3 separate regions of the Homo sapiens genome follow, and regions 1 and 2 are each linked to region 3. A link is a loop called in an ENCODE intact Hi-C map of the cell type or tissue named here. Cell type or tissue: ovary. All regions are shown on one strand. Region 1 overlaps PRORP-PSMA6 (PRORP-PSMA6 readthrough). Region 2 has its middle 45 kb from the start of PSMA6. Region 3 overlaps PRORP (protein only RNase P catalytic subunit).

Region 1 (2,500 bases), 71 kb before region 3:
GTATGCTGTACCCACTTTAAAAGGCATAGAAGTCCACTACGGTGAAATTAAGCCACCTACTATTTGACTGGAACTCAGCTTCTTTGTGAAAGGAGGGGGCGCACTGATGAATAAGGCCTGAATTGTTGGCTATTTCGCTTTGATCTATCCCTAGTAAAGAATGAAACCAAATAGGTACTGCATGGGCCTGCACTGCACACTGCTATTATTCAGAAGTGAAACTCACTCTGTCTTAATTTGGAAAGCAGCTAATTCTTACCTATCGTGTCACACACACATGCAGCCTTCACCCATGAATGTTGATGGGGGATGGAACTGCAAGATCAATTATTTCATGGTACCTCCCTACATCTTGGGATCTTTATGAACTTTATTTAGACTTTATTCACTCTATTCCCCACCCCCACCCTCAGCTCCCTGAAGGTGGGGAAAGGGAGGTGCAGAGATTGGCCAGTCACTAAGAAAGTGAGTCAAGAACAGAGAGGAAATAAGACTCAACAGCCTTCCCTTTAGCCTAGAGACACTTCCTCTTCCTTGAGGTTTCCTAATTGGCTGACTCTAATTCCTATTTTCTTACCACAAAATTAAGTCATCTGTGATGCTCAGAATGAACCAAATTCTCTTGAGGGTAATTGGAGAGAGGGAGAGAGAAAATGCAAATGAATGAGGTTTCTGATCATTTTGACCAATATTTTCAGTCACTAATTTAGAAACCAGTTCTTGAGAGTCCAGTTATTGATAGAAAAGCAAGAGTGTGCTACGGTTTTTTTTTTTGTTTTTTGTTTTTTTTGAGATAGAGTTTTGCTCTGTCACTCTGGCTAGAGTGCAGTGGCACGATCTTGGCTCACTGCAACCTCTGCCTCCCAGGCGATCCTCCCACTTCAGCCTCCCAAGTAGCTGGGACTACAGGCATGCACCACCATGCTTGGCTGATTTTTAAGTTTTTTGTAGAGATAATGTCTCACTATATTGCCCAGGCTGGTCTTGAACTCCTGGGCTTAAGTGATCCTCCTGCCTCGGCCTCCCAAAGTGCTGGGATTACAGTCATCGCACCTGACTCCAGTTTTATTTTCTACTTGCTTTTGAATGACTTGATGAACCTCAGCTGAGATCCTCAAACTTCACTCTAAATGTATTTCATCCATAATGGTGAAACAAAGGCAAGTTCCAAAAATCAACCACAGACAGCAGATTTAGGCACTGAAACATTCCAAAGATTAAAAACTCTGGGATGATGTCTTACAAGTACATAGCAAGTTTTATCCCAGTTACCACAGTACCAAGTACAGAGTAGATGTCTAATGAATAAACCTTTAATTCACTGAAGATATCATATGATTATAGAGGATGGCACTGAGAAGTTACTGTTTTTTTGAGGATCAGTGAGGCATCAGACACCACAGATTAAGTTCCCACTTAGCCAGCTCACACACAAAAGACCAAGGAGCAAGAGGGGTATTCACTTAAAGGAGAAGTAGGCATTAGAGGTAAAAATCAGGAAGATATTTTCAAACAAATTCTCCAAAGTAATTCAACATTTACTGAGCTCCCTCTTTGGGCAAGAAGCTGGGCTAGCTGCTCTGGGAGACACACAGATGAACCCGACAGCGTCCCCACCAGAGTTCCATGGAGATGAAACATGAATGAAAGCAAAGCTAACATGAGGTAGTCCGTAATACACAAGGAAATGTGTAACAGAGCAGCACAGATGAGAAAATGACCTTATATGCTCACGGGCCAAAGGGAATGTAAGACTACCTGTTGGAAGATGCATGTCCAAGCTCAGCTTAGAACAGGGAGAACTCTTAACAGGTGTGTTAAGAGCAATGTTAGGAGCAATATGGGAGGCACCACAATGCAACATGGAATGGGAGTGGCATAAACAAGCAGAGGAAGAAAAAAGATCCTGTGTTTAGGGCAAGCTAGGCAATAGCCTAACCTAAGTATGACTCAAAAAATGTTTTGGATTAGGGTACAAATGAAAGGAGCTGGCCTTGGATACTAAGCTAAGGAATTTATGCTCTATCTAGTTGGAAGGCTACGGGGAGACATTTAATGTTTTTGAGCAAGGAGAGTGGCAAGACTAGAATTATGCTTTGGGAAGATAAACCTTGTAGCTGTATTTATGAGGAACTGTCATTGGGGACATCAGCCAGGAGGCTATTGATAATAGACCAAGTGAAAGTTTTTGAAGGCCTGAACTGGGGTAAGCAGCAATAGGAATGGAAAGAAGAGATTATCTGCAAAAAATTTGTAAAGGCTGGACATGGTGGCTCATGCCTATCTATAATCCTAGCACTTTGGGAGGCCGAGTTGGGAGGATTGCTTGAGCCCAGGAGTTTGAGACCAGCTTGGGCAACATGGCAAAACCCTTTATCTACAAAAAATAAATTAACCAGGTGTGGTGGTGTCCACCTTATAGGGTGTGTGCCAGCGGTCCCAGTTACTTGGGAGGCTGAGGCAGGATAATTGCTTGAGCCCAGGAGGTCGAGGCTGCAGT
Region 2 (2,500 bases), 120 kb before region 3:
ACTTTGATTTGCTTCTTATTAGGCCATAACCTTTGTTTGGTCTATGTCCTTTCTGAGGCCTCAAGGGGACTTCTGAGCCCCCCTTTTATGGGTGCAAAGAAGCTCTGAAACTTGGAGTTTGGATTTGGGTGAGAATGTGGGTCAACTGTGCTGGATTTCACAAAGCGAAGGCTGTGTATGACACAAGAAGCCCTGTGCAACAGGGCAAGACTCCATGGTCATTGAACTGCACACAGACCTGGTTTTGAATCACCACCTACCATTGGTGTGACCTCGGGCAAGTCACCAATATCTCTGAGTCTCAGAATCCCATCTGTTGGGCAAGAAAACATCCACCTCATAGGATTGCTATTGAGAGTCAAGGAGGTAGTGTTCAAGCACCTCCGAGGGCCTGGTACCTGGTAGCAGCTTGGTGTGTGCCCCTCCCACCTCTCCTTCATTAGGAGCAGGAGCCCTGGAATTCCATTCCTCTCCTGAGTAGTCACGGCCTGACCTCAGGAGGCAGCAGCAGCAAGAAAGGAAGGGAGGCAAGAGCAAGTGATGTTCTCCCCAGACCCTCAGCCCAGGGACACGAGGGCTGTGCTGGGCTGAGAGGGTTTTGCATCAGGCTGGTCTGTTCCCTCCCTAGCCCACTTGCGTTCTCCTCTGGAGATGGCCTGGGGGGACCCAACTGCAGAGCATTCAGGTGGGGCCCTGGCACTAGCCACAGGGGTGGGGGTGCTGCATTTAGCCTTTCTCTGGCCACAAGCTCCTTGTTCAAGGGTCTCAGGCCACCTTGACTGTGGGTCTCTGTGGGGCCTGGCCTGCAGAAGGCCACACGGCACCTGTGCATCCCTGCATTGGTCACCACCTAGGACTGTGGCACGCAGAAGTGTTATCCATGGGCCTTCACTTTCTGCTCCAGACACGGCAGGGAGTTGAAGTTCGAGAAACAGATAAACAAATGCCAAACATGAGCATAAACTTTAATATATTCAGACTGTTTTAGATATTAAATAGAAAAAAGACCTTGGTGCCTTTGAGGGTCCTGTGTGGCCTTTCCCTAGGTGGAGCTGGTTCCCTTAGAGGTAAAACCAGGAACTTTCTCTTGCAGCTTATGAGAGGGTGACGAGGGTGCGGCTTATCCTTTGTCCTCATGGCTGGAAAAGGGACCCTGACGGGCACAGGGCCTGCCTCGCCCTCCCTCCTCAGGTCTTGGGGAGACAGAGACTGCAGGTTGCCTGGGCGGCCCCAGGAACAGATTTGCATTATTTTGTGGCAACAAGCAAATTTCCTGGAGGGGATTTCTGGAAGAACTGGGAGCCACCCAGCGGGAAAGCTTTAGGAAACAGGAGAGCAGGAGGCCGGGAGGAGACAGGCCTGGGCAGAGGCGGAGGCTGCTTGGCCTGAGGCTCTGGGCCAAGGGATGGTTGAGGCCTCGAACCCCTCCTCCACCCTTCCTCACAGCAGGCAGGAAGCCAGGCCCTGAGCAGGCTCAGGCGCTGCCTCCGCGCCCTCGCTGACCTGCAGGAAACTCGCCCAACCCAGGCCTATGTCAGCAGCAGGACGATGACCTAAGAAGCCAGGCTGCAGAGCAAGATGGAAAATTCCCAACGCTCCTGCACCTAAGGCTGCACCCGGGGGGGCAATATTATGCTCCTCTGGCCCTGACTGCATGGGGGAGGGCTGCCCCCGTTCTGGGCTGGCGGCTCAGTCAGGGGCTGGGACAAGAGCAAACCAAACAGCTTCAAGGGGAGGGAAACGGAGCCCCAGCCCTTGACCTTCCACTTGGTTCGTGCGTTGCTGGACCCGGCGTAACTGCGGCTGTGTGGGTGTGTGTGTTGGGCAGGGATGGGGTGGCGATTACAAAACAGAGGACGGCAGGCGTACTTTCTGCATAGAAAGAACACTCAACAGCCCTCCAACACAGGCTGAGAATCTGAAAAAGTCAGGCCATGTCGGCTTAAAGAAATCAAGCTGCATATCCACCAGCATATCAAGATTTTAAATTTAAGAACTATGGGTCAGGTAGAGTGGTTCATGCCTGTAATCCCAGCATTTTGGGAGGCCGAGGTGGGTGGATCACCTGAGGTCAGGAATTCAAGACCAGCCTGGCCAACATGGTGAAACCCTGTCTCTACTAAAAATACAAAAAATTAGCTGGACATGGTGGCAGGAGCCTGTAATCGCAGATACTTGGGAGGCTGAGGCAGGAGAATGGCTTGAACCCAGGAGGCAGAGGTTGCAGTGAGCTGAGATCGCGGCATTTCACTCCAGCCTGGGTGAAAGAGCGAAACTCCATCTCAAAAAAACAAGAAAACAAAAAACTATGACAGCTCAGATGCGTACATTCTAAAGTTCATCCGAACCTGGTTAATGCAGTGCTTGGCTGGCCTGGAGCCTTAGGGAAGAATATCCACGAGGCACCTGCTGTATGCTGAGCAGGTTCGCATGGAGTCCCTCTCGTTCAGTCCTTGGTTGGTGAGGGCCGCATCACAGGACAGGCTCAGCGCAGCACAAA
Region 3 (2,500 bases):
TCAAGCGATTCTCTTGCCTCAGCCACCCAAGTAGCTGGGATTACAGGTGTGCACCACCACACCCAGATAATTTTTGTATTTTTAGTAGAGATGCAGTTTCGCCATGTTGGCCAGGCTGGTCTCGAACTCCTGGCCTCAGATGATCCACCCACCTCAGCCTCACAAAGTGTTGAGATTATAGGCGTGAGCCACCACACCCGGCCCCAGCTTTGTTTTGGGGTGCCAGGAACCACACCCATGTAAGATGGAGAAAAGTCTTATTTTAGAAAAACATGTCCATTCTTGCCCTGCTGCTTAAGAAGTCAGAGTAATAGATAACTTATATAACCACACAACCTCTGCATTTGTCTACTAATAATACATCTTTTTAAGATGCAACAGAAGATAAGCATATAAATCATTCCATTTAACTTCAGAAAACAAAATCGTAATATGAGAATACACTCAATATTTGTTTGGGGCTTCTGACCACATAATTGACCTAATGTACTGGGATATTATTCTAAACTCCTACAATTTCATTATTTAGGCTGGTTTACAAATGGCTACCCATAAAAAATACAACTCTTCTTCAAAAATAATACAGGGCTTGTCATTTCAGCTTTTCTCATTCTCCTGCTCCTAGATCTGAGAAGTACCCTTGCTTCCCAGACAGTATTCTTTGAAAGAACATGCTGTTTTCCTCTTATTTGAAGGATGACTCACTAAAATAAACAAATGAACATTCTGACAAGTGATGAATAAAGAATGTGTGGCTTTTATCATCATCACCATTAACAGTCTTTAAAGTGTACTAAGCAGATGCACAGGGAATATGATACAGGTATACATTATTTTATTGCACATTACTTTACAGATATTCATTTTTTACAAATTGAAGATTGGTGGCAGTCCTGTGTTTAGCAAGTCTATTAGTACCATTTTTCCAACAGCACTTCTTGTCTTTATGTCACATTTTGGTACTTCTCACAATATTTCCAATTTTTCATTATTATTATATCTGTCATAGTGATCTGTGATCTTGGATGTTACTACTGTAATTGTTTTGGGGTGCCATGAACCACACTCACGTAAGATGGAGAATCTAATCGATAAATGTTGTGTGTGTTCTGACTGCTCCACCCATCAGCTGTTCTTCCATCTCTCTCCCTCTCTTCCCTTTCCCCAAGACATAATAATATCAAAATTAGGCCAATTAACCCTGTGATGACCACTAAGTGTTCAAAAGTGAAAGGAAGAGTTGCACATTTCCTACCTTAAATAAAAATCTACAGATGATTAGTGAGGAGGGCATGTTGAAAGCCAAGACAGGTCAAAAGCTAGGCCTTTTGTGCCAGTTACCCAAGTTGTGTATGCAAAGAAAAAGGTTTTTTTCCTTTATTTTTATTTTATTTTTTTTAAGGAGACAGGATCTCACTCTGCAGACTGGAGTGCAGTTGTGCAATCACAGCTCACTGCAGCCTTGAACTCCTGGGCTGAAGTGATCCTCCCACCAGCTTTCCAAGCTAGGACTATAGGAATGAGCCACCGTGCCCAACCAGGAAAAGTTCTTGAAGGAAATTTAAAGTGTTATGCCAGTGAACACGCAAACGATAAAGAAAGCAAAACAGCCTATTGCTGAGATGAAGTTTTTGTGGCCTGGGTAGAAGACAAAACCAGCCACAACATGCCCTTACACCAAAACGTAATCCAGAGCAAGGCCCTAAACTCTCTTCAATTCTATGAAGTTTGAGAGAGGCAAGAAAGCTGCAGAAGAAAAGCTGGAAGTTGGCAGAGGTTGGCTCATGAGGTTTAAAGAAAGTAGGCATCTCCATGACATAAAAGTGTAAGACGAAGTAGCAAGTGCTGATGGAGAAGCTGCAGTGAGTTATTCCGAAGACCTAGCTAAGATCATTGATAAAGGTGGCTATACTAAACAACAGATTGGCAATGGAGACAAAAAAGCCTTCTATTAGAAGATGCCATCTAGGACTTTCATAACTAGAGAAGAGAAGTCAATGCCTGGCTTCAAAGCTTCAAAGGAGAGGCTGACTCTCTTGTAAGGGCTAATGTAGCTGTTGTCTTTAAGTTGAAGCCAATGCTCACTCACCAGTCCAAAAATCCTAGGGCCCTTAAGAATTATGCTAAATCTACCCTGCCTGTGCTTTATCAACGGAACAACAAAGCCTGGATGATGGCACATCTGTTTCCAGCATGATTTACTGAGTATTTTAAGCCCAGAAAATGAGCTCAGAAAGATTCCTTTCAAAATATTACTGTTCATTGACAATGCACCTAGTCACCCAAGAGCTCTTATGGAGATATACAAGGAGATGAATGCTGTTTTCATGCCTGTGAACACAACATCCATTCTGAAGCCCATAGCTCAAGGAGTAATTTACACTTTCAAATCTTATTATTTCAGAAATACATTTCATAAGGCTATAGCTGCCATAGTGACTCCTCTGATGGATCTAAGCAAAATCAATTGAAAACTTTCTGGAAAAGAGTCACTATTCCA

What was found. A loop is a pair of places that touch in the nucleus more often than their neighbours do. Peaks named below come from ENCODE experiments on the same cell type or tissue, not always from the same donor. Only the 100,000 strongest peaks of a DNase experiment are listed, where the experiment ranks them.
Region 1: it touches region 3 in a loop (2.1-fold over the local background); 16 of 110 quality-filtered maps call a loop at or near these places.
Region 2: it touches region 3 in a loop (2.7-fold over the local background); 2 of 110 quality-filtered maps call a loop at or near these places.

What each region holds. Positions count from the first base shown.
Region 1 is chr14:35,283,630-35,286,129 of GRCh38, reverse strand. All of the region lies in intron 9 of PRORP-PSMA6 (PRORP-PSMA6 readthrough), which reads right to left. It also overlaps a transcript of PSMA6 not described here. Among named protein-coding and RNA genes, the nearest start is that of PSMA6, 7.5 kb to the left of the region's middle. RefSeq lists an enhancer at 285-384. In ovary, no CTCF peak of the experiment used is centred here; no DNase peak of the experiment used is centred here.
Region 2 is chr14:35,335,866-35,338,365 of GRCh38, reverse strand. No RefSeq gene overlaps it. Among named protein-coding and RNA genes, the nearest start is that of PSMA6, 45 kb to the right of the region's middle. RefSeq lists an enhancer at 1,296-1,817. In ovary, no CTCF peak of the experiment used is centred here; a DNase peak (open chromatin) is centred at 1,515; H3K27ac peaks cover 2,500 bases.
Region 3 is chr14:35,212,328-35,214,827 of GRCh38, reverse strand. The region is part of intron 5 of PRORP (protein only RNase P catalytic subunit); the gene reads right to left. The region is part of intron 5 of PRORP-PSMA6 (PRORP-PSMA6 readthrough); the gene reads right to left. Among named protein-coding and RNA genes, the nearest start is that of PSMA6, 79 kb to the left of the region's middle. In ovary, no CTCF peak of the experiment used is centred here; a DNase peak (open chromatin) is centred at 1,467; H3K4me3 peaks cover 722 bases; H3K27ac peaks cover 2,476 bases.